2 separate regions of the Mus musculus genome follow, and region 1 is linked to region 2. The links are chromatin loops, found by intact Hi-C in ENCODE. Cell type or tissue: left cerebral cortex. All regions are shown on one strand. Each heading gives the region's core, and the rest is flanking DNA. Links, peaks and the distances in the headings are about the cores only.

Region 1 (15,993 bases), core at 4,222-12,221, 140 kb after region 2:
ACTCCAGAGCTCCAGGATCCTATATACATATGCATCTTTAATGCACCCAAATGACAATCACAAATTCAATATGTCCCAAACTATCATTATTCACTGTGTTTATTCCAGATGATTCTGTTTCAGCACTACCACAACTTAACTAGTTCTTCAAGCTCTGTGTTGTTGTTGTTTCCAAAAAAAACCTATTTATTTTATGTTATTGAAATTGTATTTTCAGTGAAAGAACACATGACCCAAAGCCCCACTACCTTTGTCTACTTTCTGTTTTCTTTTCTTTTTTTAAGGCATTTTTATTAGATATTTTCTTTATTTACACTTCAAATGCTATCCCCAAAGCCCCCTATACCCTCCCCCCACCCTGCTCCCCAACCCACTAAATGGAGAGAAGCTGGAAGCAATCCCACTAAAATCAGGGACTAGGCAAGGCTGCCCACTCTCTCCCTACCTATGCAATATAGTACTAGAAGTCCTAGCCAGAGCAATTTGACAACAAAAGGAGATCAATGGGATACAAATTGGAAAGGAAGAAGTCAAAATATCACTATTTGCAGGTGATATGATAGTATATATGTGACCGTAAAAATTCCACCAGAGAACTCCTAAACCTGATAAACAGCTTCAGTGAAGTAGCTGGATATAAAATTAACTCAAGCAAATCAGTGGCCTTTCTCTACACAAAGGATAAACAGGCTGAGAAAGAAATTATGGAAACAACACCTTTCACAATAGTCACAAATAATACAAGGTCTGTGTTTTAGGACATCTACAACTACATCTTTTTATCTTATACATGACATCATTATTTGGACAATTTGACCTCATCTACGAGTTTCAATTTCCTTCACCATGAACTTGACCCCTATTAGTAAAGCATATGACAGACCACTCCTTTGTCTGAATAGAATATTGACCACCAACTTCCTTCCCTGTTTTATCTCTTCTTCCACGCTTCTGGAACAGCCTGTAACACAGTAATTCTCTTTCCACACCTCAGCATCCTCATAGATAAACAAGTTTGCTCAGTTGTGCCTTTGTCCTCTTCCCTACTTTTCCTGTGTCTCTGTGTGTGTGTGCATGTATGCATGTTCATGCACACATATGCATATGTATAGATATGTGCAGGAACAAGCATCCTGGTATCTCTGTGCTTTCCAACCATGTCAATTTCCAGTGTTTCTCTCCCAATTGCTTCTCAGCCTTACCTCTTCAGACAAGATGGGGCTCAGTTCATTTCTCGTTGATATGATGAAGTGCCCCAACGAAAGCAACATAATGCAAAAGTGGCTGATTTTGTGTCAAAGTTCCAGTGGGCATCATAGTGGTTAAAACCCAGCACTGGAGCAGGGAAACATAGTAGGAGGAGCAAGATGCCAGCTGGTCACATTACATCTAGAATCAGGAAATAGACTGAATAGGAAGTAGACTACAAAGCTTCAGAGACCCACCTGTTCCACTGAGGCTATGCCTCCTAAAAGTTTCACAAGCTTTCCAAGCAACTCTATCAGCTCTGAACTGAGGGGTGAAGCCTACAAACCAAGGGAGAACATTTCACATTAAAATCATAACAGGGTTGCTCCTGAAATCTGGAGTGTGCCATTTCAGCTAGGCTGTGTGGTCAGCAATCCTTTAGAATCTACCTGCCTCCACCTTCCACAGTGCTGGGCTTATAGGCTTATGTCACCGTGCCTAGCCTTTACTTGAGTGCCTACAATCCAAATGTAGAGTTTCATGCTTGAGTAGCAAACACTGGCCACTAAGCCACCTCCTCAGTCCCAACCTTCATCTTCCCATGCTCTGTGAATTCTCCATACTGACTTTGTCCCAGAGCAAAGCTAAGGTATTTGTTATTCAATTCAATGGGTTAAGCCTTTCAACCTCTTTTACAGCATGCTAAATTATATATGGAAATGCCCTTCTCTGACACTAGGTGTTAGGCTCTAGTCTTCTGTGTTCCTACAACTGCACCTTTGTATCAGCACCCACTCCTCCTATTACAAAAACAGAAGTGCCCCCTCTTTCTTCATTTTCTTTGAGGGCAGTGATTGCAGAACATTTGCTTTCTCAGTATCTCATACTCACTAAGTTCTCAGTAATCATTTACTAAACTATAGAATATTGGTTCTGGATTCTACCATTCTAAGCATGTACTTGTCCACAAGATACTATTTCTTTTTCTGTCTGTGTACAATTTTTTTCCTAAAACTTGTAAAATGAAATTATCTTACAATCACTGACAAAAGAAGATAATCATAACACTAGTTTTGGTTTATTTACCAGGTGCTGGTCAATGAGCTAAGAGTTTTACACACATCTTCCCACTAACCTTTCTAAAATGCTACAACATGGTTTCTATTGTTGCCCACACTTTGTTTCTGTGGTGTTAGAAGCTGAGACCGATTAACTTTCTTCAAAATCATATGATGAGAAGGAAGGAGTCTACAGCATGAAGCCATATCTTGAACTCTCAGATTTTTCCAGAATTAAAAATAAAACAGAGCACTGTGGGACAGCACCGAAGTCTGTGGGACACCAGAAAGCAATTCAGAGAAAAGTTGTTCTGTGGTTTAAGCCTAAAGATTAGATAGATTGATATTTATTTTTGGGAAGCACTTAGTAATTGTCTGTATGTCTCTCCATTCAGGATTCAAACACCAAGGGACATTAAGATATCACCAAATGGTCTAATATTCTCTGTCGATATTATCCTGCTTATTCATTCATCATGCATTTATTTGACATCTATTTTTTAAATGAAAAGATTTAAATAAAGAGCCATTCCTTCTCTGTGTTTATAGTATACAGGAAAAGACAATACTCTCATTAAAGTCATGATATAGCATATGGAGAATGCTATACCTAGAAATCCACAGAGTTTAAAGTGGGTATTCTCAACCAGTAGGAGCATCAGAGGAAGCTACCTGGAAGAGGACTCACTTAAGCAGAATGCTCAGACAAACTCCACTTGGAAGTTAAGGCTTTCTCTATCAAAGCACATCCAGGTCTCTTGATAGTCCTTATCAAATGATTACTTAATTGTAATGTGATCACATTTTTTTTTCTTGTTTAACTATTCCAATTTTTATTTTAACCAAAAAAGCCAACAAGAAAAGAGTTCAGTGAGGCCCATTTTATGTCAGGTATTTTCCAAACCCCTGATATCTAGACATGAGTTAGACATAATTCCCATAATTAAGATATTGAAAACAAAAACAAAGAAAAACTCTTAGTGAATTACCAATCATTAGGTAGTTTGTAGGGGGAGAGAACAAGTTAGTCGTGTTCCAGATTGGGAATGAGAAAAGCAAGAAGACCAAGGAAGATTCCATGTAGGAACCAACAGTTGGGTTGAGTAGGAGGACACCAGAAGAGAACGAATATTCTAGAAAGAGGGGGTGGACTATGCAAAGTCATGGAGGTGAGAAACATCACAGAGTTAAGTAGGAAAAAAAGGCATGTGGTGGCAGCTAGAGGAGGTGTTGTGCTTGGGAGAGTATAAGGCAAAGCAGACACACAAAAGTAAAATAGCAAGAAATAAGGCTGCATAATTAGGGGAGCCTAGATTTAGAGGGTTTCATGATTCATAAGATCAGTCCTAAGCAGCAAATAAGCTTCATGTATCATTAGCTTAAATAACAAAAACCCTTTACTTATGGCATGTATCAACCCTGGGCCCACTATACCTCTGTTCCAGGCATCTTTATTACACCAGGATTCAGGGAGAATAGGACTTCCCTTATAATGCATTGTCATTCTTATAGGACAGTTAAAGTAGAAGGAGGACAATATAGTCTACAAAGCTACTGACTCCATGTAGCACCTAGCATCTCTATTCTTAGCTTATTAACCCAAAGCAGGTCACCATTTCAGCCCTGATGACAATGGGTAGGTAGCAAGGAAGTCTAATTCTCCATAAAGGCAGAATGACAATTTATCACAAACAAAAATAAACTATACCACACCACCTGGGAAATACAGACATTAAGCTATAGTTGGTGATTGGCCAGTAAAGTCTTTAAAATGCTCTAGTTAACATTGTATCATAGATAGGACAAACTAGTTTCTATGGGAAGACTCAAGAAGCAAAGATTGCAAAAACCAGATACAAGTATATAGCCATTCATCTCTTGGGCATCTAGCTTCACACACATTGACTGTACATCATAATTTCAGTGTTTGCAATGGCCACAGATGGAGATATGCAACCAGAAACACAGTGATGGGCAACTACTCCATCCCAAGAATGTAAAATTTCAGCCACATCTCTAAAAAAACAAAACCACAGCCTGAACTGAATTTTAAAGTCTGAGATGATATTAGCAAGGCATGAGAAGAAGGGATGAAGGATCATGGATGTAGAACTATTTTAAAGAAAGTGCTGTCTTATCACTAATTTGACACTAACTAGGCAGTGGGGCATACACAGCAACACTTCTAACTTCTAAGACGAAGGTATTTATTTTCTCTGTCACTATGATAAAACACTATGCCCAAAGCATCTTATTGAGTTTATTTGGGCTTATGTTTTCAAAAGAAGAGTCCATAATGGTGGGGGAAGCATCGAAGCAAGCAGCTACAAGAGAAAGCTGACACATCACATTTTCAAACACAAACACAAAGCAGAAAGAGACAACTAGAAATGAGTTAAGGTCTTACTTCTAAGCCTGCTCCCAGTGACACACTTCTCTAGCAAGGCTATACCTCCTAAAGGTTTTGTAACATCCGCAAACCAACTACGGACCAAGTTTTCAAATACCAGAGCCATGAAGGATATTTCTATTAAGTTTCCTCACAGAGATCCAGTTATTATTTTCATCTATGAATGTAAAGGATTGGTAGAGGCTTATTCACTGATGAATTGTTTTGAAATTCCTACAATGAAGTCTTTTTGATTGTGAATTACTTTTTTAAATTTAAAAATATAACCCCTATTTATATATTACTATGCAATCTATGTTCTAAGTTTATAATTATTGTGTGTGTGCACTGTCAATAACAGTTTTTAAATTGAGTTTACAGTAGCTCTAAACAATGAGTTGAACGGCCACCTGTTGTTTCAGGAACTACTACATGGTAAAATTATTTTGCTTGTTTGGTTTTTTTGTTTCTTGTTTTTTTTACTAGGATTTATTTCATGTACTTATATGCTTGACATATTTTTCTCATGTTATTTACAAGGTTCCCCACCCAGATTATATGTAAAATTCATCTGAGATATAAGTCAGTAATTCTCTCTCTCTCTCTCTCTCTCTCTCTGTGTATGTGTGTGTGTGTGTGTGCGTGCGTGTGTGTGTGTGTGTATGTGTGTGTACTTGTAATCTTGAAATCTGAGACATTATTAGGTCTAAAATAAGAGGGGAGGGAAGATATTTAAAAACAAACAATGTGTGAAAGCATGCATTAGTACACATATACACCAATACATATGTATACATATACATGTGTGTACATAAATATGTAGATAGTTACATACATACAAAAGGTGGCAGATAGGGCAAAAGGAAGAGGGAATACAGGGATGAAGTGGGAGGGAGAGAGAGAGAAAGAAAAGGGAGTGAAAGAGGGAGACAGGAAAATGAGAACCCACATGTAAACATTACTTTATACCACAGTAAATTTGAATCTAGATACAAATAAAAATTTCCACCACAATTATTTTAAAGCTTTCTCTAGGTGATAGTAATGGATAGCCAGGAATACCCTTGGGTTAGATTTTTGTTGTTGTTGTTCTTTAAATATATTGCTTTTAAGTGAATTTTAACATTTTTCTTAGTTTTGTCAAATTCAGTTCTGCTTCCTTATATTGAGACTGGAAATGAATATTTGTGTATTTACTGCTTGGTCACTTATAGACCTCATTTTCTGGTATTTGTATTTTTATAAATGTTTCATATACACTTGAAAACAAGATGTTTGATGTTTTCAGTGACCAGAGTTCACTTAGACTAGTTAATTAAAGCATGCCACTATTCTAGACTGCAGGTTAGACTAGAACATCATCAAATTCCAGTTCGTAAGGGTCATTGGTGGAACAATTGTTACTCTGTATTTGATGTTAGAAATCACTCATCTCTAATGGTTTTATTTAATGGTTTTAAACTAATTCCCTTTTGCCCAATAATATAATTCACCCTCTGCTTTTAAAATTATCGACTTTGTCTATTTTTAAGAAATATGTTATATTTAACTTTGCCTCCTGTATACAATACACATCAACCTATTTTCTTTTTTTTAATTTTTAATTTTTTTATTACGTATTTTCCTCAATTACATTTCCAATGCTATCCCAAAAGTCCCCCATACCCTTCCCCCCACTTCCCTACCCACCCATTCCCACTTTTTGGCCCTGGCGTTCCCCTGTACTGGGACATATAAAGTTTGCTTGTCCAATGGGCCTCTCTTTCCAGTGATGGCCCACTAGGCCATCTTTTGATACATATGCAGCTAGAGTCAAGAGCTCCAGGGTACTGGTTAGTTCATAATGTTGTTCCACCTATAGAGTTGCATATCCCTTTAGCTCCTTGGGTGCTTTCTCTAGCTTCTCCATTGGGAGCCCTGTGATCCATCCAATAGCTGACTGTGAGCATCCACTTCTGCGTTTGTTAGGCCCTGGCATAGTCAAGAAGTCATACCAGGAATTCTTCTCAGGACTTCCCTTTATCACATACTGTCTTATTCTCATCCACTGTTATACTCCAGAACCAATCCCATGCTGGGGAGGCAGAACCCAGAGAAGGGGTAGATGATGGCTTTTCACAGTATAATGCATGTCTGAGTGAGCAGTCCACATCACAAACAGGGCAGAGAGGAAGGATGTTTGGGCCAGGATTGCTCATTTTATAACAATCTTCTTGCAAAGAATTACTGAAGGGACTAATTAAGAAATACCTCCCACCAAAGAGGACCTAAGGCTCTCACTTCACCCCAAGCTCTGGAAGATGCTATAGTACTTCCTGACACCCTGCAAAAGAACCACTTAATCACAAACGACCCTTCAGGAACACAAACCCTCCGTAGACCACAGCTCGCTTTTATCATTTTGACACTCAACATTCTATGTGGCTAGCCTCCTGAGCTCTCTCCCATTCCCGCCTTGCCATACAGACTTGTGTATTTAGATCAGTGTATCCCATCTATTGTCTAGTCTATTTCTAAGCCAATCCTCTATAAACATCTGCCAAGTTGAAAAATACTAAATTATATATGAAGAAACAATATTGAGAACTTACATAGCTTTCTCTGTATATTAAAACTGGGGTTATCATACTATATTTTGGCTCTAGTAAATCCTAGAAGGATTTTGGACAATGTCTCATTACTTAGCTATAAAGGTTAAAATGAAAAATCAAACACTGTATTATTCTCTAAGCCCCAGCTGGATCCTCCTGTGAGCTGCCAACCAATCCCTGCGCTTCAGGTTTCATTCTATAGGTCTCTATTTCTCCAAGAAAGCTATGCAGGCTGGGTAACTGTGCCCAAACCTAGTCCCCATGAATGAAACCCCAGTCCAGAAGCCACCCTCTGAAGGTTCCCCATGTGTTCCCCAACACCCACACTGAATTACTCATTCCACTGATCTAAGGAAGTATCAAGGAAGATTCATTCCCTGAAATTCAGCGTCAACGTGAAAAACATTGCTGTTACTTTACCATAAGAGCTTCTCTAAAGGAGACAAAAATCTAAAACCAACCTAGCATTTTAAAAAAGACTCCATCCTTTTTAGAACAGGAAGTAAGATGGGAAAAAATGTAAAGGAAGTTAAAAGAGCAGGCTTTGAAATGATTTATCATCTTGGAGGGAAAGGAAAAAAAAAAAAAGTCCCTGGGAACTTTCTCAGTATAAGAAGTGTGGATATTCTTGGCCTGATTCCTGTCTCGCACCTTCCTGCACTGCTCCACTCTCTGCCACACCTCCCCCAGCCCCTGTGCTAAGGAGTGCTCATTTGCATAATTAAACTGCTTCACAGTGATGCTGAGGGAGAAGGCATTCAGTGAGCCAAGTGCTCTTCAAATGCCATCCTTACCCACCTCCCCCTAGACAAGGGGAAGGGCTCCGATGGGGAACGCTGTGTGCTGATATGCAAAATGCCTGCGTCATATTTCATCAAATCAAAAGTTTATCACGGGAATACTGGCCTGAAGGCAGAAGAAGGGTGGCACAGAGCCAAGGAAGAAATATAAGGATGGAGAACTGAAATGGGGAGCTTTAATGTTTCTGGCAGCTCCCGGTAGGTGTTGAGGCTGAAGCAGTCTTATGAAAATGGACACCAGACAAAAGATTAAATGAATTATTGTTAGGCTTCTCTCAAGATGCCTGTGAATGTTCTGATATTTGATGATTTGCCTCTAAATACACATACTTGCTAGATTTCTTTTCCCTTGGAGCATCAAAAAAGAAAATTATAGATGATACCGAATAAGGAGATTTTTCAGGAATAAAAAGGGTAAAACCTCATTTTGGTGCAGTTTCACATTAAAAGTCTCTGTGATAGAGTGTGCGCTGGGCACAGAATTTGCTATGGCAAGGGATTGCCTTAGGCTATCTCTATGAGAGTTTCCAATCACTTCACCTTTAACTACTAATGATGTTAACTAACCAGTTAAAGTACTCACAAATAAGACATGTGAATTTCACTGCCTTAGCTAATGATTGCATTCAGGGCTTAGCCAGGACACAAGGCAGCAGGGTCTTCCTCTCTCCAAGCTCCCAGGCCTTCCTTTACAGCATAGACCCAACCCTAATCACATTCTTCATCACACCATGCAATGAGTGCCAACCAGTGATCTACATGCCCCTTCATGGTGGGCTCTAACATTACTTGTACTGCCTCACACTAGCCTTAGTATCCACGGACATGAATTAGACCAATGCTTCTCTTGCACAGGGTTCCATGATAGCAGATGTCTGGTCTGAGTAGTGCATGTCTATATTCCCAATACCTAAATGAAGGTGTGCTATATGGTCAGCACTAAATGAATATCTAATCAATACCTAGATGAATGATAAAATAGTAAGCTGAAAGTGAACACTAGAACCAGGATGGGCCCTGAGCAAAGCAGGATGTCTGATGTGCTAATGACTTTACCAGACAGCTAAGACATACAATGTGAACATGAGTGTTTATTTACCCAATAAATGTTTCTTAACTATCTAGTAGGACTTATGTACTAGGACTCTGGGAATTATAATATACAATTGAGCATCTACTCAAACAGACCTTACATACTGGGGCATCAACACACACACACACACACACACACACACACACACACACACACACACCACACATACACATGCACACACACACACACACACACACACACACACACAGAGAGAGAGAGAGAGAGAGAGAGAGAGAGAGAGAGAGAGAGAGAGAGAATAAAGCAAAGATAAAGAAAGTCTAGGAACAAAAAAATAGTCCCCCAAAAGCCCTTACTCCTGTGATAAGGGTGCTCTGTTTTGGATGTGATATTCATCAGGGTATCCCTGGCTTGAGCAATGAATAAAGTCACTGAGAGAACGCTGAGAAGAATGTGTTGGATGTGATTGTGCTCAAGCACATGGGCTATCATAGAACTCAAACACTGTTACTATATGAAGAGCCTTCTGGAAGTTCAGGCTCATAGAAAAATTAGCCTGCAAGTCACATCATTATTTGTTATTTATTTTATAAACATTTAAGTGTATACAAGGCTAACACACGTACTGGTATACAAAGATACCAAAATTCATTTCTCTCTCTCTCTCTCTCTCTCTCTCTCTCTCTCTCTCTCTCTCTCTCTCTCTCCTCTCTCCTCTCACTTCTTTTCTTCTCTTTCTTCCTTCTCTTCCTTCTCTTCCTTCTTTCCTTCCTTCCTTCTTTCCTTCCTTCCTTCCTTGCCTTCTCTTCCTTCCTTCCTTCTCTTCCTTCTTTCCTTCCTTCTTTCCTTCCTTCTTTCTTTCCTTCCTTCCTTCCTTCCTTCCTTCCTTCCTTCCTTCCTTCCTTCCTTCTTTCCTTCCTTCCTTCCTTGCCTTCTCTTCCTTCCTTCCTTCTCTTCCTTCTCTTCCTTCTCTTCCTTCTTTCCTTCCTTCCTTCCTTCTTTCTTTCCTTCCTTCCTTGCCTTCTCTTCCTTCCTTCTCTTCCTTCTCTTCCTTCTTTCCTTCCTTCCTTCCTTCTTTCTTTCCTTCCTTCCTTGCCTTCTCTTCCTTCCTTCTCTTCCTTCTCTTCCTTCCTTCATTCCTCCCTTCCTTCTTACTTTTTGGTAACCCCTTTCCCTAAGGAGTAACAAAACTCACTGATATTCAGGAGGCATCTGAGATTACGAGTCACATGATTTCTGGAATATTTGATGGAACTTGGAATACTGACTCACTCCTATCATTTATCTAGCTTTGCATTCCTACTATTAGGTCCCATGATGAGATTTGTCACCACAGCAAGCACACTGGGCAGCTGTATAAAACTCATTATGTTATATTCTTTGAAGGCTTAACTAAAGGCAAGGAGATATATATATATATATATATATATATATATATATATATATATATATATATATATCGTCTTGAAAGATTTAAAAGCAACTACCATAGAGCTCTGACTTCCAGGCGGAATCCCCAGGGTCATATTCTATAAGCATAGTCCATGTGGCATGAGATTAAATTTAAAACTAGTTAAATTATGTGCAAATCATAAAGCTACTAGTTTTCAGTAAGCAATGCAGGGAAATTATTAAAAGGAGTATTCACAGGGGTTTTGAACGGTCATCGGCAAGTTATAAATCACTAGCAACTGCTTTTCATTGTTACATTGGCTGAAAATCAGAACTTAGCCCCTCAGGGATACATACAGCTACCACATAGCAGATGTGCCTTAATTCACTCTTCTGGTTAAAGCTCCACACCTCTGTCAGTTCCGTTCTGCCTCCCGTTTCTATCTATAGTCCATAGTGGATTGCTAGCATCCTGCAGCTTTAGCCTCCTGGAGCCTTTGTCACTGATTATAGCTGCTCTCAACACCACACTAAACTGGGGAAAAATGGTATTCTGTGCATGCAAATCCTATTCATATCACTCAGGTATGTGAACTGAAATACAAGTGTCATCTGATCACCCCTGAATTTACAGCTCCTTCCTGCCAACGCATCTCGCTTTACACTTGCTAGCTCTGCTTTAAAATCTAGTACATACCTCAGACTTCATGTGTTCTGTACAAAGCACTTCTTTCTCCAATCCCTTCCCTATACTGGTCTTTGTACATGGAATGTAATACAGTTATACACCCATCATTATGAAGGATACATGCCTGGTTCATGGCTTTTGCTTATATCCTGCATGCAAACATGAGCCAGTTGACTAGCTTCATACTTACAAAGATTATAGCTTTGACCCTAATATGCTGCTTGCTGGGAATTAACTTGCAAAAGGGTCAAAATCGGGTAACTGGGAGGGTTGAGTCAGTATGGGAATATCTGAGAATGTACTTCCCAAGAAGAGAGTTAAGATGAAAACTGTGATCTCAGGAAACAGGAGACTACACAAAAAAACTCAGTGAGGAGTCAGTGGACCTTGAAGGGGCAGGAAGGTATTCAGTGCCAAATAGAAAGTATTCTGAGTCACTAATGACAAGAAAACTTCAATATTACAGCTGCATCGGCTTCAGATAGGAAGCCAGCGATAGCACTCCTGATGGGAAAATAGCAATAAAAGGGAGGGTGAGCAATCCACCTGAAAAGTGGATGCATAGAGTTATGGGGAGGGTAGATTCTGGCATGGGAAAGATGAAGCTGAGTATCCTTTAGTAGAAATGGGTATGACCAATCATGAAGAAAATGGTTCCTTAATGTCAGAGGAGAGTAGAAAATTCTGCGCACATAAAGGAATTGTTCAAGGAAATTTCTTCTGCTTTGATCACAACTTTTGGAATGTAATAAAGGTTTACTAAATCTGGCTTGATGATACAAGTGACATCAAAACTAAAAAGCAGTAGAAACATCCAAGTATTTTTATTAAGAGCAACAGCGGACATTGAAGCAAAGTAGATTTTTATAATGAATTATGTGTCATAAAAGAAATTCTTAAATAAGCGCTTCCTCCTCCCTATCTTATCAATGCCACTCTAGTTTCTGTTTAGGATCACCAAGACCTGTACCTTTGAGAGCAGGACCCTAGTTGCTTTTTCAAAAAATAGAGATAATAATGATGTCTGAATATATTCACATTAAAAAATGCTTACTGTAGAATTGAAAGTGGGCATGTGGATGCTATAATGTTACAGAAATGGAAATAGCAACTGTAATAGACTTCTATATATGTGGGTAGAAACTGGTAATTTTTAAAAAAATCTTAATTGTTTTTTTCCAATAATACAAAATAATTTGTATTGTTTATTCATTAGAAAGTAAAGACTAATCAAAGAAGAAGCCCGTTATACCAGACTACCTAAAATATCAGATCACAAATGCAAAACTAGATATAGTTCAAGCACAATGCCGCCTCCTCTTCTGCTTAGACCTTGACTAAAAATGCAGTCTTTTCATGTGTAAGAACATGACCTATCCGATGAAAAAGCCTAATGTATATCTTGTCAACATGACTGAAAAAATATTTTAAAAATCTTTTCCTGAGTCATGAGAATCAAATGATGGCACTAAATCTAATCATTTCAGATCAATCTCAGAGTATTCTTGATCCCAAGAAAAATGGAACACAAAGAGAGTTAAGCTGGAAAAGTTCAGAGCAGTTGAAGATTTGTTTACATGTCAATCATTCCAAGTGTCAACTTTTCAGCCTTTGAGTTGAGAAAATCCTTAATGTTTGAGTTAAATAAAATGGAAAGTAAATGTTAAATTAAGTGTGATTTTTTTCAAAATCACAATTATGTAAGTGGATAAACTGTTTTTTTTTTTTTATTGTATTAGACAAACTCTCAAAAGAAATGAAGGGAGAAAAGATATAGTCACTAACATTAATTACGCATTCATAGGGAACTACTTTTATTTGCCTTTGAGCATCTATTGCTTTCAGATGTCTTCTAGAGAATTGTTCAACAGTTCTCCATCCTAGACTGAGCCCACATTTTAAATTTTAAAACAAAATGGAGAAGCAAAGCTTTCCAGGTACAGAATTCAGAACTTCATTCAGTCAGTCAAAACATAGACTTGTAATTAGTGCACACATTCTTATCAATTGCCTCTTCTTTAAAATGTTCACAGCAGGAAAATTATTCTGGCAGTAACTGAAGACTATAAGAATCTCTCTATAGCTTCAAAAAGGAGCCTGGCCTGGGGTGTATCCCAGTGGGTAGGGCAGTGTCTAGACTATGCAAGCCTCCAAATTATATAACTAGGTACACACACACACACACACACACACACACACACAGAGAGAGAGAGAGAGAGAGAGAGAGAGAGAGAGAGAGACAGAGAGAGAGAGAGAGAGAGAGAGAGTGAGAGAGAACTGAGTCTAAATTTTACATGCAAAAAAGAAGGACACTCTTACCTCTTAACACTTAAATATGAAATGTCTCCAACTGGTTCATCTGTATCAATGTTCCCAGGTGCTAATGTTCTTACACGTGAAAAGACTGCATTTTTAGTCAAGTTCTAAGCAAAAGAGGAGGTGGCATTGTGCTTGAACCATATGCTTCTGTTTGAGAAGGCTGGACAACCTAGTATGTAGCTGGTAGAAGTAGATCACTTGAAACTACCAGTCTGTGCTATCTGCCTTCTAGTCCAGGGTCATGCAAGGCATGTTTAACATTTGATATTCCTCAAGAATGTCATTGTATTTTCTCTTCCACGATAGGCTAAAGTTTCCATGTTACTGTGAGCCAGAATAAACTGCCCCCCCCCCTCACTGAAGTTGCTGCTGTCGGGTATTTTTTCATAGCAATAAAAATGTAATTAGTAGAGATATACTGAATTCTTTTATGTTTCCTGAAAATAATCATTTTAGCCATCTCCATTCAATTTCAAATATGTATATATGCTATAAAGCATTCCATTGTATTAATGGAAGTGTCTCTCATTAGAAATTCTCCAAGGACACCCAGAAACATGCACCCAATGGCCTGCTCTCACGCTTTTTTTGTATACTGTGATTGAACTTCCTTTGCATTAAAGCAAAGACTTATCTTTGCTGTAAAAGGGAGCCTATGATTATATTTCAGGAAAGCCTTATTGCCTATAGCTGCTGTTAACACTACACCTGAGCGACTGCTCCACAATGCATGTCCTTAGACTTAGCCCTGGACATCTCAAGTTGTTAGTTTATAAGGGAGTCTTAACATACATATATGTAGGTATGTCTGTAAATTCCACAGGTAATTTTGATACTCACTTCGGTATAAAAATGTCACTCATATAAATCTATGGGTCACAAGTCATCACACATCGGTGTTATTCAAGTTTGAGATACATCGACTTTGACTTACAAAACTCAGAGCAGAATCTGAACTTGGAAAATAAAGTGCCCGGTCTGTATGTGGAGACCCACAGCAGATGTGAGGGGCAGAGGTGGTGAAGATCAAACTAGAACTGACTCAAGGCAGGGCAAACAGATATAGGAAGCCATGTCAGAAGCCTGTAGACTAAGGACCAGCCAGAGGTGTGCCACGGTCCTCTCCAGAGAAAAATAAGAATAGAACCTAGTAAAAGAATCAAAAATCTTAGGACTTAATCTTCTCTTGAGCACTGCACATCTTTTACTGAAAGGAGAAAGGTGATTTGAACAAAGAGAAAAAGGTCTTAACGAACAAAGTGTCCCATATGCACAGGTCCAATGAGAAAAGCCATGATAACATTCCTCCTTCGAAAATTACTAATCTCACAATAACAGGCCCCAATGAGAATGACTTGGGAGACATTCCAGACAAATAATTCAAAAGAATTGAACTATGTCCCAGCAACTCAATGAAAATATAATTGTATTACAAGAAAACCAAAACAAAGAGCTGAATGAGGTGAGGAAGTCAATCCAAGACATGAATAAGATTCAATAAAGAGGTAGGGTTCCTGAAGAAAACCCAAATTGAAATGATGCTGGAAATGAAAAACTCAGGCAAATAAAACCCTCAGTGGAAAGCATCACCGATAGAATGGATCCCATGGAAAACAGTGTCAGAGATGGAAGGCAAAGGACAGGAATTGGAACACCCAGTAAAGATCAATGCAAACATTTTAAATAGGAATGGAACATGGGGAGCTTTTTGACACACTAAGAAAACCAAACCTTTGAGTCTGGGGTATTAAAGGAAGAGAAGAATATCATGCTAATGGCACAGGGAATGTTTTCAATAAAATCTTAGAAGAAAAATTCTCAAACCTAAGGACATGCATGCTAGTCCAGGTGTGAGACGCCTGCTGAACACCAAATAGACAAGACAGGAAAAGAACATCTCTAGAACATATTATGGTCAATTCACTAAAACGTGGGGTATGGAATGGGTATTGAAAGTCCATCATAATAACACCCAGGTACATAACGGAAACTGTTAAAGCCAGACGAGACTAAAATATAATTTAACATCTAACAGACCACAATTGACAACACAGGAAATTATCTACTAAATTTGAGGAAGACAGCCTAGAGGGATGGCTCAAAGGTTAAAAGCACTGATTGCTCATGAAGATGACCTGAACTACATTCCCAGTACTCATACAGCAGCTCACAGCTAACATCCATCTGTAACTCCAGTGCCAGGAGATCTGCATTTCCTTTCTGGCCTCTCCAAGGCATTGCATATACATGGACATACATGAAGGCAAGACACCCCCACACACACACACAGACACACAGACACACACACACACACACAGACACACACACACACACACACACACACACACACACACACACACATATATATATATATATATATAATATTAAATTGAAAGTTAGATAAAAGCTTCCCACAATAAAAACAGAATGATTTATGACCATGAAACTATCCATAGAGTTTCGCTATAAAAGATAATGGAAGGAATTCTTCTGACTAAAGAGTAGATACACTAAAGT
Region 2 (15,993 bases), core at 4,053-12,052:
TTTCCTATAGGCAACAAATTGTTCATAGTTGTTATTGAGAAGTGTATAATGAATTCTGTCTTGTAGTTTTAAGAGTTGGAGCTTTTTTACAATTTGTTTGTTATTCTTGTGAAGCCTTTTTGCTTGTTTGTTTGTTTGTTTGTTTGTTTAATTAAGCTTGAAGGATCCCTTTAGGTTATATATTTCTTTAGTTTGTGCCTACAATGGGAACTTTTCTTCCTCAATCTTGAATAGCTTTGTGATCTATAGCCGTTTTGTCTGACAGTTACTGTCTTTAAAAGCTTGAAATACACTATTCCTTGCCCTCCTGGATTTCTGGTTCTGCTGTGAAATCTGTTGTAATTCTGATGGATTTGCCATTGTATGTGACTTGAAGCTTCTCTCAATGTGATGCTCAATGTTACTTTTTCTGTTTATTTTAGTGTTTTGAATATAATGACATGAGTAGGCTTTTTTATTTTAGTAGTTTTTGTCTGTTTGGAATTTTGATTGTGTCCTGTATCTAATGCCTATTTCTTTATGAAGTAATTTTCTACTCTGTGTTTATTAAACATACTCTTTATGGCTTTAATTATACTTCTGTATCCATAATTCATTCATAAATCTGTTGCTTCAGCAGTGTCCCACAGATCTTGGTTGTTTTGTTCATACTTTGTTATTTTTGTTGTATGAGTTCTAATTAGCCTACTTTCTTTTAAGCACCCTTATCCAGTTTTCTCCTCAATTGATGTGGAAGTTCTATTGGTATGGAAGTTCACTGAACTTTTTCTTTATCTTATTGGGCTTTCCACTTTGAATTATCCATTTGGATTTTTTTCAGTATTTCTATCTCCTTATTAATTTTTTCTTAGCCTGTATTGCAGATGTTCCTTTGAGGGTTGAATAACCCTTTCACAGGGGTCACATATCAGATATCCTGTATACCAGAGATTTGCATTACAATTCATAACTGTAGCAAAATTACAGTTGTAAAGTATCAATGAATGTAATTTTCTGGTTGGAATCACAACAACATGAGGAGCTCCATTAAAGTGTCACAGCATTAGGAAGGTTGGGTACCACTGCTATATTGGTGTCTTTGTTTAATTTAGTTATTATTTGAATTCTTTTATAATTCATTCCACTAATTTCTGTCCTTTTTGTTGAAGTCATAGTCATTCTCTGCTGATAATTCACCTAATGCACTTTCCTTATAATTAATTACCATGACTTTGGTAATTTTTGACAGTCTGTTGCCTTAGGAATATCTCTTGTATTTTTGCATGTGTGTTTGGGATTGTCTGGCTTTTTAAGACCCATATTTTTTTCAGTTGAGGTTTTTACAGTAGTCTGCTCGCACTAGTCTGTAATAGGGTTAAGATACTGTTCTTTTCCTCTGGGCTGGGTATGTAGTTCAGTATATAATCCTGGGAGAACCAAGATGCTCTGAACACTGGATACAATCTACAGCACTAACCCATGATTATTATCTGTAGAAATAACCAGAGATGATTGATGGACCTACTGTGAAAATATAGTAATAGTTAGAAACAGTTTCACCTATGTTTTAAGTAACCATGAGGGAACACAGGAATATGAGTGGCATAGCATTATTATACGTCCTATGAAGTAATGCTGTGACATTGTTAGAATGGAAAGAAAGTATTAAAAGAACAATAGAGAAATAATAGATCAAGTATAGTTAAATAGATTATGGAGTTGGGATAAGATTAAGGATTATTAAAATATAGAAAATTATAAATTAAGTACATGGAGGAGGTGGGATAAAGCAAAAGAAAATGAACCAGAAATGAGAGGAAGTATATATGTTCTTGGTAAGAAAAGTGGCCCAGATACTACATAGAATAAATATAACTATAGATACAAAAATAAAACAACCATATTACCTAATTGAGCAATGTAAATTCTGTTTTAAATGTGAAATACAATAAAATATACCATGAATTAAATCTCTTTTTTTTTATAGTGGCAGAAAATATTGCCTCCTGAGTTTTTTATTTTTCCTTTTTTTTTTTTTTTCTGAATTTAACTTTGTAAGTGCTAAAGCAGCCATCTGTGTCTGCAGTTCAAAACAGCTTGACCAAACTGATAGACTGGCTGATATCATGTCAGTGTAAATCAGATGGTTGTGCTGTAAGGTTGAATGGCTGCCTTGGCATCAACCCAGCCACAGATTGGGACATTACTTCAGGAAACTTGCCACCTGGATATATGGGGATTTTATGAGTGTTCTGAAGTGTCTAGATTGCTCTCCTTGGATTTCAATGTCCTGGGTTCCATCCCTGTTAATATTTGCCTTCCCAAATGGAAACTTCTCACCAAGTCTGAGACTGTGTTCTCAACCTGAGACTGCTTGCTTCCTTGAGTGACAGTACATGATACTTCTGTAGGGTGTTCATGTAGTTCTATAGTTCTCTGATTGTATCATGGAATAGAGGCTCTGGAGTTTGGGGAAAACACAAATGTGCAGTGTTCCGCACTCTTCTGGGGCGAGTGGTTTAACTGTTCAGCCTCTCTAAGGGTCCACATCCTCTCTATGGTACCCATGCCTAATGTAATTAGTGACACAGAAAAGTACTCATTCAGCTGCTTAGACTGGTATCCAGGCTTTTCTTTTTTCTATGCTTCTAGAAGTTTTACATTTTTGAAAAGATTGTTTGTGGGTCAGATATAGGAGAAGAGATCTCATCTTTCCCTATGGCTTCTACTTGAGATTCTATGTTACAGTCCAGTTCTTTTCTTTATACATCAAATAGTCATTGTTATGAGTTGTCTCACAGGCTGCTGTTTATGGTGACCCTGTTTTTTTTTTTTTTTTTTTTTTTTTTTTTTTTTTTGCCTTTCCACACAGCCTAATTCTCTTTCAAGCCAAAAGGGCAAGTTTTCTTCTAGATTTGTGAGGTTGTAGGAAAGTGCTGCTTGTCTTTACCCTACCTCCACTTTCAGAAACCTTCATTGTAGTTTTGATTCAGGGTTTTCATATTCATCAGTCATTTATATTTATTCTTTAAGAGGTGTCTATCCAGATCATTTGTCCATTTCATTGCATTATTTATTTTTAAAATTTATTTTTAAGTGTTTTACACATTTTAGATGTTAACCCTATATCTGATGAGTAGAACATACACACATCTTCTCCTTCTCAGTAAATTGTGGATTGTTTCCTTTGCTTTTTTTTTTTAAGGCATTTTTATTAGATATTTTCTTCATTTACATTTCAAATGCTATCCCTAAAGCCCTCTATTCCCTCCCCCCGCCCTGCTCCCCAAACCACCCACTACAGCTTCCTGGCCCTGCCATTCCCCTGTACTGGGGCATATGATCTTCGCAAGACCAAGGGCCTCTCTTCCCATTGATAGCCGACTAGGCCATCCTCTGCTACATATGCAACTAGAGACATAGCTCTAGGGGGTACTGGTTAGTTCATATTGTTATTCCTCCTATAGGTTGCAGACCCCTTCAGCTCCTTGGGTACTTTCTCTAGATCCTTCATTAGGGGCCCTGTGTTCTATCCAATACATGACTGCGAGCATCCACTTCTGGATTTGCCAGGCATTGGCATAGTCTCACAAGAGAGAGCTATGTCAGGGTCCTGTCAGTAAAATCTTTCTGGCATATGCATTAGTTTCTGGGTTTGGTGGTTGTATAAGAGATGGATTTCCAGGTGGGGCAGTCTCTGGATGGCCTTTCCTTCAGTCTCTGCTCTGCCAGTATCTGACAAATACAGAGGTGGATGCTCTCAGCCAACTATTGGACTGAGCACAAGGTTCCAAGTGGAGGAGCTAGAGAAAGGACTGAAGGAGCTGAAGGGACTTGCAGTCCCATAGGAGGAACAACATCAACCAAACATTACCCCCAGAGCTCCCAGGGACTAAACCATCAACCAAAAAGTACACACGTAGGGACCCATGGCTTTAGCCGCATATGTAGCAGAGGATGGCCTTGTCATGCATCAATGGAAGGAGAGGCCTTTGGTCATGTGAAGGCTCAATGCCATATTGTAGGGGAATGCCAGGACAGGGAAGCAGGAGTGGGTGGGTTGGGGAACAGAGGAAGGGGAGATGGGATAGGGGTTTTCAGAGGGGAAACCAGGAAAGGGGATAACATTTGAAATGTAAATAAAGAAAATATCTACTAAAAATAATTCAAATCCAAAATAAATAAATAAATAAAATGTTTGTGGCTCTGATATCAAAAACAAAATAGAAGGTTTTTTTTTTTTTCTGTGTTGTTTCTATTGTTAATCCATGATATGCTGTGGCATAGATCTTTTTTAGTTATATCAATTTAGGATCCCATAAGTTTCATGTACCTTGATATGCATATCTTTCTGAAGATTAGAGAATATTTATACTATTATTCCATTTTTCTGTACTTTGACTTTTCCCTTTTGAGTATTCAAAAACTGGGAAATTCATTCAATTAATCATGTCCCCTGGGCCTTGAATGTTCTCTTCATTCTTATATTCTTTTGGAATTCCTACATTACCTTTTCACCATATTAATCAGTGCCTGTGTTGGCTCCTATAACTTTACTGTTTTCTGGGGAGACCGTCATAAAAGGACCTAACTTAGCAGGAGTTTATTTTTCAGTGTTGGTTCTATTTCTAGCCGATACCACAGTATTGTCTCCCTCTCCCATCCCTTCTCAGGTCATGGCAAATGACCTGTCACAGTACACACTGTAGTAGAGTTGAAGGCAATGAAAGAATGATGATAACAGAGGCTCAGATGTGTGTTATGAAGACAACAGTCAGAGTGCTAGAGGTACTATGTGGCTAGTACCATAAATGGGTTAGTGGCTGTGAATATTTTCTTGTGTCTCACTAATGATATTTTGCTACTTCTAAAGACCCCTAGAGCAAACGTCTATGGTCATGTGTGGTGCTGCAATGGAAACTGGCTCTAGCAGCTGCAGTGTGTATCTGGGAATGAGGTAGTGGTAGCCAGAAAACAAAAAATGTTTGTTTTCTTTAAACTTGGTATAAATATGTAAAGTTTGTGCGCGTGTTTTGCCTGCTCCTATATATACAACATGCATGATGGGTATCCTCGGAGGACAGACAAGGGAGTCAAATCCCTTAGAACTGGAGTTGCCAATGCCTGTGAGCCATGTGGGTGCTGGGAATCAAACTTGGGTTCTATGCAAGAGTGGCCAATGCTTGTTACTGCTGAGCCATCTCTTAGCATATGTTTAAATATTGTTTTTTGGTCCCCATCCCTTCCTCATGCATCTGATGACAGAATTTCATGTGTATTTAGCTACTTGAAATTGAGTCAGAATTCAGATTCTGTGTTCCTTTCTTTTAATGGAGTCATTTTTCTCTGTACTTTGTATAATTTTTTATTGTTGTGTTTCAATTTTCCTATCTACCCTCTACTGTATAATATAGTTTAAATTTTATTAAGTGTGATTTCATTTTTAGATCTTCGGTTTGGGTCCCTGTAACAGTTTCAGTGTTACTATTTAACACGTGCTTGATTGGACCTCTTGGAGTTAACCAGTTTCCCACCTACCAGTTCTATCAGGTGTGTGGTCACATCTGGGTTGCTTTCTGCTGCTGACTGATGTCTTTTCATCCCCATGTAGGTTGGTTTTGTTGTTGTTATTGTTTGTTTTTGTTTTTGTACTTTCTGTAAGCCTGGGAATTTTAATTTTATGAGAGGCAGGTAAAAATGAGTTTTATCTTGTTTGGTACTAGGTTTCCTTTATTCTTGGAATTACTTTTGATCATTGCTCTCTCTTAATGTGATTTAGTTATTTGGATCACTTCAGTCTTTTGGGTATGACTTTTAGACTTTATTAGACAAGATTTGAGCTACATCTGAGGTTAATTTTCCCCCACTGAGGAATTTCCACCCTGAGTACTATGATCAGCATGTAACAGCCTCCTTCACCAGATCTTCACACAATTGATATCATGTTAAAGGAATTATTCTGAATTTAAAACCGAGCACACCCCACCAGCAGTCATAGTAAGACCGAAGAACTCGTCTATGGTTCTAGGAAAGACCCCAAATGTACTAACCTTTGTTTTTGGCTTCTGTATTTCTGTTTCTATCTAGCTAACTGTAGTTCTTATGCATAGAAGACAAAGGGCTGTAAAGGCTTGGGGGAACATAATTTGAGCAAGTTCACCATGCTGCTATCAGCCATCGATAAAGTCTTCAATGGTGTCAATGTGGTGGATTTATCTCACAGAAGGTGACCCCTTGGGGAATGTTACCTTCCATTTCAACTGATTAGAGCAAAAAAATATTCTTTTTCCTCAGTAATATGTAGACATTTTTAGTTATTGTCATTTTTTGTTTGCTCATAAGCTCAGAGACTTTCTTTCTTCACACTCATACATTATTCCTTTCCTTATGAATGCTCAGGTTGGACAGTCTGCAGACATTTGGAGTGCATTCATTATGTCTGTCTTTCTCTCTCTCTCTCTCTCTCTCTCTCTCTCTCTCTCTCTCTCTCTCTCTTCTCTCTCCCTGCCCTGACTATTCTAGATTCCTTTAATGATGCAGACCAGGAGTCTCTGCCTGGTTCCTCTTCCCTATCACACACAGTTTAGAAAGTCACCCAGGCAGAAAGTTGTCCCTCTTGTGGTGTGTGAGTGGTTCCTGTTTCCCCCTTCTCATGTATAACTATCTGGTGGCAAATTAAACATACTGACTTACATTTATAAAAACTACTTTGTTCAAACATAATGTATGATCATTGATATTTCCCTTTGCCTTCTTTGTTTTTTGCTTTAAGTCCATAATATTTACTTTTCATTCAAGAAGATACTAGCCATAAATGGTGTCCTAGAAGGTCCTAGTCCTGTGAATGGGGACAACAAAGTTCATGATTCTGTTCAGTAAGACCCACTGGATGGTGTTGGTAACACTCAGGAGAAGAAGGCACCACAGGTTCATGAACCTCTGAAATGTGGTTCATCTCAGCAAATAAGGAAAATCTTTTAATTTCCTCCCAGGTAGCAGAGTACCTTTGAATCATATTAGTCTTTCTATAAAAACACACTCTAAGGAGAAATGGACTATCAGGAGAAAAAAGGTGTTTACTTTAGTGACAGGAATAGAAGAATGTTGCCATAACATTTTAGCAGTGTCAAACTAAGGTGGTTGCAGCAAAAAATGTATGCAGGTAGTAGGAGCCCATGGTAATAAATGTAGGGCAGTAGTTCTCAGCATGTGAGTTGTGACAAGTTTGGGGGTCACATATCAGATATTCTGCATATCAGATATTTACATTAGGGTTCATAACCATAGCAAAATTACAGTTATGAAGTAGCAACAAAATGATTTTTTGGTTGGCGGTCAGCACAATATGAGGAACTGCATTAAGGGGTTACAGCATCAGGGGGGTTGAGAACCACTAATCTAGGGGGAGCAAGAATATAAACACAGATAAAGGGAAGCAAAGAAAAAAATGCATGCCAGACAAAGCAATTCAACGGTCAGAGAACAGAGGATCTCAGGAATGACTTGTTGTCAGCAATATTTTGGGAGTGTTAGGGTGGAAGATTCACAGTGTGGATGCTGATTCACACCTACTCCTTGAATCCCTAGCAGTCAGGATTTAACCAAAAGGGTTAAATCTCTTTGGGTGGATCCTTGCATATCCTTACAGTTCTCCTGAAATTTGTTATTCAGGTTTGCAAGGTAAGATATAAGAGGCCAATGATTCTTAAGTTAGGGACTCTGACTTTCCCTTGACCTTAGAAGGATGGTTTTACCTTCCTTATGGTAAGTAAACTCACACTTAATCTTTCAGACTATGTTTTTGGCACATTGCTCTTTCATTAGCAACTGGAAAATAATCTTACCCCACTGGAGTATATTTTGTACCAATTCTTGACTGTTTTCTAGATATAACCTGAAGCTGAGCTGCTACAATAATAGCAGGTTTATCTATTCCATAGAGCTTTCTAGTGGGTGAGGTCAAGGCAAGCAAATGGGTCACTAATGTGCATTGCTTCAGTTGAGTTGTTATCTCATGCAGAGAAGAGTCCTGTTTCCATGTCATTCCTTTCGTTCAACCTGAGCACTGTAACTCAGGGAAGGCAGGGTTGCTCAGCTTCTCTTCAGGAGTCCACTTGTGAGAAACCACTGTAGCACTTGCTGTACATTTTCCACACAATATGGTTTAGGTCTCATAACACCTCTGAGATGAATGTTATGCCAATTTGTATATGGAGGAACTGAAGAAGCTAATAGAGTTACATAAGTCAGGTGAGAGTGCTGGAACCCTGAACACCATATTGTGACAAATGTCTATTGTATCTTTCCTGAGGTCCCACCTCTCTTCCTAGAATGTCCACCAGCCTTTCACTTATTGGGTCTTCACCCTTATGATGCTCAATTCAATCTTAATACTTCCCTGGTATGGACCATAGTGATAGATGTCTGGGCTTTCTGAGAGTTTGTGGTCTCAACAGTGTCCTCTACTGAGCTACAGTCACCTTGAATACCCAGAAAAGTCTTTTTCCATCCTAGTAATCAAAAATTTCTGAGACTTGGCCTTAAGCCTTAGTCACCTGTGTCAATGTTGGGGGGTGAGTTTGGTAGACAGAAAGAGTTCAGAGAACACCATGCCTTTTAGCAGGCTCTTCTTTACTGGCATGAAAATGTGCTCATTTCACTGGTGCCAATTTTATCTCTGGAGGGTAGTGTCTGGGGAAAAAATGACAATGTGTGGTTGGTTATCACCATCTGCATTTTGCCTTGTAGAAAATCTTAAGAGTATCACCAGCTGTTCTGTATAACTGCGGGAGGCTCCAGGGCCTCTAGGGAAAAGAAAAAGCATAAGGACCCAATCTTATTCCCTCTGAAGGAAATGCAAACGTCTGGAACCTGGGGGTGGAGAGAAAGGGAGGGCGAGCCCTGCATTTGTTATAGCTAGAGTTTGCTTTTGTGTGTGACCATGTGCTGGCAGGGCAAGAGAAATGTGTGCAAATTCAGAACACAAAGTCATGGAACTTGTATGTGTGTTTGGCCGATTGGAAAATGTCATCACATTGAGTACTCAAAACATCCCACCCACGTTGCAGAAGAGAAGTGTAAACACAGAACACTAGGGCGCTGGGTATAGCCTAAAAGAGGTCCATGTATTTTTAGCTTCCAGATTTATTATAAGAAAATGACAATGCACATGTGTGTTTGTTTAAATATAATGCCAAAGCTTTTCTACCAAAATTCTAGAAAAATAACTGGTTGTGCCTAGAGAAAACATTAATACCCTGAAATGCAGATATTTTGAGGGATCAAAGTAAGAGTAGGAGTTGGGGTACACATCAATAATCTTAGTACTTAAAAGGGGGAGGCAGAAGGACTGGGAGCCTGAGACCATCTAAGCTATTCTCACATACTCGTCTCAACAAACTCCGGAAATATCGCTTGGTTTTACTGATAGAAGTTGAAGGATGTTAAACATAGCAGTCATTTAGTATGCTGTTGCTCTAGGCTTCCCAAGGGCAAAGGAACTGAACTGCTGGAGACGCAGAACTGCTGAATCTAGTTTCAACCCAGACTTTAGCTGCTAAAAGGGCTTCAGGTTTCTAGATTGTATGAGGGCATGCTCTGGGAGCACTATTGGGCCTGGCAAAAGAATCTCTTAAGTGACCCTCATTTAAAAGGAACCCCTCTATAGTCCTTGGGATAATTTCAGTGTCAGTGATAAGCCTTTGTAAACCTAATAAAATTTTGTGGTTTTTTTTTCCAATTAAATATGGTCTTATAAAATCTGAAGATTTATAACTAATAGAGGCCTAATTGTTTAGTGTAGTATATTATAATTTCCAGAGTTTCTCATATGATTATCTTTATTATTAAATGTATATGGACAATTTAAAGACATTCTCTCTGTTTATATAATGCTAGATTCTGACAATAAAAAAATGAAACTTGGATAGTCAGGATCAAACACCTTCCCTCAGGCCCTGGTTCTCAGCATGTGAACTTGGGTTGACACACTCAAACCTCCTTTGATCTTTACCCAATAGTAAAAAATATTTATGGTCACTGATATATTTTAATGGCTGTATTTCAATTTTCTGTGATGTACCTCTACACACACACACACACACACACACACACACACACACTAATGAGTTGAGTATAAGAAGGTCTAAGATGTCCCTACACTAAAGGAATTACAAGTTCACAAAGTCAGAAACATACTTATTATCTCTACATCACCAGTCCTTGCTGATTCCTAGTTTTATGATCTGAATGTTCCAATGTCTGAATTAGCCGAAACATTTTCCTAGGTCAGAATAAGATCTCTTTGTGTCTTCTAAATTGCCGGTAGCATTTAGGTGCTTGTTAAAGTATTTACATTTGCATCAAACTCTTCAATGAGATGTCAGCATGGCTCTTGCATGCCAAAGACTCTATTCTGGCAATAATCAAAGCAATGCCAGCAGCCACTGTTTATGAAGAACTGTGCATGAGTCACATGCTGAGCCAAATACTGCATCTCATTTATCTTGAAAGAATGATGTCACCTAGATGATGTGACAGTTATTCCATAGGTGAGACAGTGGAGGATTAGTGATACTCTGTAACCTGCCCGATGACACAGAGTTGGACACAGAGAAAGTGCTAGATTTCAAACTCAGGCCATTAGTCGTCAAGACTCTTATACTAAACAGATCTCCATACCTCCTACAGTATGCCAGATGCTCTTTATTTTCCTCTTGCATTCACTGGTTAACTAATCAGAGTTCTCTGATGATGCAGTGGGCTAATCTGCAATAAAGGAGGGTGGGTGGGCTCTACAGGAACAGCATTCTGATCTCTTGTAGTAATACAGTTATCACAGACTAGATAATTTAAAATGATTTGAAATGCACTTTCTCACAGTTCCAAAGACTTGGAAATCCAAGATTCAGGAGCTGTGATGTAGTGTATGTCAGGAGTGTCTTCTCATATCTCATGGTGGAAGACAAGGTAAGGGTGAGAGACATGGTAGCATTAATCCATTTGTGAGGGCAGAGTCTCCATGACCCAGGCTTGAAATGATAGACTGAAACTACAACATTGATCCTTCTGGCTTAGGGGGAAGGAACGTTCTGTATTCATCTCTGGTTGCTTGACCTCTTCCAACATCTTTTTCCCGTAGGAGTTTTCACTTTTCAGTAGTGATCCCAGTACCATCCTCCAGTCTGATCTTCAAGCATTCAATCTGGTTATTGTTTTAGGTCTGAGGAATTAATTTAAGTAAACTTAAGAACAAGGCTCTTGCTTCTCCCTCACAGAAAAAAAAATGAATTAACCTTTTAAAATCATAGCTTTAGAAAACTAATTAACCCTATTTATTTATTATCTTGGTCTGTTTATTCACTCACTTACTCAAACTCTCATTTTTTTTCAGCAACTCATTTTTTTTTTGAGTTTACACAATTTCAACCTTCAAGGTATTCACACTCAATGACAACAATCAGCAGGCAACTCAATGATTAATGTAAATACTGACCTTGAACACTGGCTGTCCTAGTGTGCCACAGCCCTGGGATTTCCTAAGCTGTGAAACTAACTTGGCTCAAACTGGGACAGTTGCTGACGGATGAGATAGTTGGTTATTTGAAACCCCATGACTCAAGCTGTAAGGACAAGGTGACATTTCCTAGCAGCAATGGTTCTAATGCTGGAACTTCAGTTCAGACAGCCATGGAACTCAGTTTCATAGCATGGGGCCCTACATTCTCTGTGATATTGATAGCTCTAAACACAGGGATGCACGAGGGGGGTGAGAAGAATGTATATAGGTGCAGATAAACAGCTTTGGTATTTCTGAGTGAACACTAAACTCTCTTTAGAAATTGGCTCCTTTACATTTTCTAAAGAGCCATCTTCCATACCCTACTCATTTCTGCATTCACAGCCGATCCCCGTTGCAGGGCATCTGAGGCAGAAAGCTTTGTAGAATCTTAAATCAGCTACACTTCACCCTGCAGATATCAAAGGATGAAGAACTCTCGGGAGCAGCAAAGTGTGGCTAAGTATGCAACAGTCTCATTTACTGAGTGACACTTAGCCACTGGGGATATGTCCTGGGTGTGGCTGAGGCAGTATTGAAGCTCTCCAATTGACCTGGGCAAGAGTACAGGCTGGAAGCCCTGCTGAGGATGGACATTCTTTGTTCCCCAGGCAGAACTTGATCTCTGGAGGCTTACGATGTAAGACTACGGCAGAACTGCCAGAAAGCATAATAATTGCCGTGATTATGATTATGAGCGCCTTGTAATTGCTGTTCCATCATGCCAACTATCTTGGGAAGGAAAGAGGGAAGGCCTCATGAATAAATGATCACTTAAATATTTAAGCAGATGATTATAATATACAACTTGAAATTCCCTGGCTTTATATTACCCTTGAAGGCAAGTGCTACATGCAAAGTCTGGGCAATTTGAATAGGCTTTCCAGTTCAGACATCTGGTATCCTGAAATATGTATGTGTGTATCTGTGTTGAAGAATCTCATGTAAGTCTGAGTAATAGATGCATTAGAAAGTATTTATATAACACAAATATTTAGGTTGCTTATTTCAGGAGTGTATTATAAAATATATTGAATGTTCTATCTTTAACCTATTTCTAATAGAAAATGGAACGTCATATACACACACACACACACAGAGAGAGAGAGAGAGAGAGAGAGAGAGAGAGAGAGAGAGAGAGAGAACCAAGCCCATTGCAGCAGAAGAGGGCATTTTCTCATTCCTTACGCCTTCCATCATATGACCAAACAGCTCTAGCAAAACACTGTTAAGAGTTCAGGAAAGCCAGGCGTGGTGGTGTACACCTTTAATCCCAGCACTCGGGAGGCAGAGGCAGGCAGGTTTCTGAGTTCGAGGCCAGCCTGGTCTACAAAGTGAGTTCCAGGATAGCCAGGGCTACACAGAGAAACCCTGTCTCAAAAAAAGAAAAAAAAAAAAAAAGAAAAAAAGAAAAAAAAAGGAAAAAAAAAGAAATAAAGAAAAAAGAAAAAAAGAAAAAAGAAAAAGAGAAAAAAAGAAAAAAGAAAAAAAAAATAGTTCAGTAAAGCATAGTTTGAAAGATCCATCAAAGAGAAACAGAAAGCCTTTATCTGAGAGGAAAACTTGATATTTAGGGATGATGTTGCCAGAATGGGCAAGCTGCATTGTGTGTTTCCAAAATCAGGCAGCTACTACCCCTATTACCTGGACCTTAGATGATTCAGAGAAAAAGCCAGATAGGTTGAGAGCAAAGAACATCCAAGCTGTTACTTTGTTTCTAGATGGACATGGTCTGGAGGAAATAAAGCTCTAGCAGGCGTGCACTCATGCAGCTAAGGCTATTCAATGTACAACTGAAAAGTTACTTAAACCAGAAAAACAAACCCCTCCACTCCACTGCACAGTATTCAAGCATGTACTTCATAGGTAATTACTCTCTCTCTCTCTCTCTCTCTCTCTCTCTCTCTCTCTCTCTCTCTCTCTCTCTCATGTATCAGTGAGGAAAGCAGATATACATGTTTGGTGCAAAATACTTGGAAACTGAACTCAGGAGCACATCAAAAAAAAATATCTACCATAATCAAGTAGACTTCATCCTACAGAGGCAGGGATGGCTCAAAATATATAAATCAACCATGTAAATGAATTAAAAAACAGAAACCATAATACCATCTCATAGATGTAGAGAAAGTTTTTATCAAAATTCAATATCTACTCATTTTAACACTCTTGGAGAGTCTATGTATCCAGGTGCCCTACCTTAACACTAGGCAGTATATAATAAGCCCACAGCCAATATCCAGTATTGTGTTAAATGAAGAGAAGCTCAGAGCATTTCCACTAAAATCAAGAACAAAGCACAAAGCAAGGATATTCATCTATCCAGTCCTGGTCAATACAGCGTAAGACAAGGGAAGCAGATAAAGAGGATGCAAAGAGGAAGGAGTAACCGTACCCTTATCTGTGGATCGTATGATTCAATACACAAGCAAACTAGCAGGGCACAAAGTTAACATGCAAAAATGAGAAGCTTTTTTTATACAACAAACATACAGAGAATGAAAGCATTTATGGTTCATTGCTTATGTATAAGACATTCTTGCCTTTTTATATTAACCTCATATACTGGCATTGCTGAAATTGCTTATTAAAGAAGTACATTGTAATTTTTGAGAGTTTTAAATAATCACTTGTATTCATAGAAATTTTCTTTTTTCTAGGCTACCTGATTCATTAATATAGTCATTTCTAGCAGCCCTTTATAACCTTTTTATATTTCTGTGACATCAGTAGTCATGTCTTCACTTTCATTAACATTTTTCATCTTTAACAAATTTGATTGTTTTTTAAGGGTTTTGTTTTAGGTGTGAAATTGAAAGAAATACCTATGAAAGAAAACATCTATATGGTGGCTTTATAAAAAGTTGAACTTGTATTCTATAAAAGACACAAAGAATAAAAAAAAAAAAAAAAAAGGGACCAGGGGAGAATACTTGAAAATCATGTGTCTGAAAAAAAAACTTCCATCCAGAGTATAGCTATAGTTCTAAAATGAAACAAGAAAATAATCAACCCAATTTAAAATGAATAAAAGATCTTTACATATAGTATATGAAAAATAGATGAGTAGATAAAAACATAGGAATATTCTATATAATTCCTAGCTAAATGCAGTTGAAAACCATAATGATATGTATCTGCACACCCATTAGAATTTATTTACTTAAAACATAAAAGTGATGTTATAAAGTACTGCCAAGAATATAAACAGCTCAAACCTTACACATTTTTGATAAGAGTGAAGAATGATTCAACAACTATGCAAAAGAAATTAGGCAGTTTCTTACAAATTTAAATAAAGACTTATTATGTCACCCAACAATTATACTCTCAAGTATTTACTCAAAATAAATGAGAACAGATCTCACAAAACACTGAACCTTTGGTCATTATCATCCTCTACTAGGGCTGGAGAGATAGCTCAACTATTAATATACTGGTCATACAAACATGAGGATTAGACTTCAATTCTCAGCACCTACATATAGTCCCAGGGTGGCAACACACAATTGAATTCCCAGTGGTGGAAAGGCTAACTCAATGGCCAGCCAATGGAACAAGATCTTTGCACCCAGATCACAGTGACAGGTACTGTCTGGAGGGAGGGGAAGGTAGATGTCTCCGAAGGAACAATAGTTGAGGCTGAACTCTGTCCTACACACATGGACACATGCACATACCCAAGCTGGAAAGAAATGCTTATATTAACAAGGCTGATTTTCAAATATATTTTGGTAAGTTTGGAAAACCCAGAGAAGACATGTCACATGAGTCAGTGTCTGTGACTTTCTTAGAAAAAACTCTGCAGACTAAGTCAATGATCTTCAGTGTCTCAAGTAGGAGAGAGGAATTTTGAGGATAATTAATTTTTTCTGTCATTATGGTGGAAATGGCTTATAAGGCTCTATAAACATTGAATTAACAACCATAGAATTATACACCATATAAATGGAATTTTACTGTGTAAATAATTTAAATTTTTATTTTAAAATGCTAAAAGAGAAGTGAGAATAACATTAAAATATTTTCTATGCTATAGGAGAAAAAAGAACATTTGGCACCATTCCTTTTTGAAAAGCCAAGGAAAGCTATTTATTTGTAGCAAAAAAAAGTGAGATTAAGAGCTCATAAAATTAATTACCTCCAGACTAATATCATAAAAAGTTTGTAAGTTGTTTTTGGCCAAAGGATAATGAGCTCAGACTAAAAGATTTGGAGAGGGAAGCCACGTGCCTATCAATAAGCTAGAGGAAAAAATATGGAATGGACACACAACAGAAATACAGAGTGACATAAACAAACTTTGCCATACTCAGCAACCTTGACAGACTACATAGACGCAGCACTGAGGCAAAGAAGTGAGCAGAAATAATGTTCACTGCACAATTCCACCTACAGTGTCTGCATTAGATAATGTTGTATTGCTGGGACAAAAGAACCCAAGAAGAGACTCTAGT

Evidence for each region. Hi-C counts contacts between places; a loop is a spot of excess contacts. Peaks named below come from ENCODE experiments on the same cell type or tissue, not always from the same donor. Only the 100,000 strongest peaks of a DNase experiment are listed, where the experiment ranks them.
Region 1: a loop joins it to region 2, with 16 times the contacts of the local background. A loop is called at or near these places in 2 of 42 quality-filtered maps.

What each region holds. Positions count from the first base shown.
Region 1 is chr14:74,105,319-74,121,311 of GRCm38, reverse strand. No RefSeq gene overlaps it. Among named protein-coding and RNA genes, the nearest start is that of Gm35517, 98 kb to the right of the region's middle. In left cerebral cortex, for the core only: no CTCF peak of the experiment used is centred there; DNase peaks (open chromatin) are centred at 7,568, 7,923 and 11,013; H3K27ac peaks cover 1,227 bases.
Region 2 is chr14:74,245,778-74,261,770 of GRCm38, reverse strand. No RefSeq gene overlaps it. Among named protein-coding and RNA genes, the nearest start is that of 4933402J15Rik, 100 kb to the left of the region's middle. In left cerebral cortex, for the core only: no CTCF peak of the experiment used is centred there; DNase peaks (open chromatin) are centred at 8,759 and 10,448; H3K27ac peaks cover 918 bases.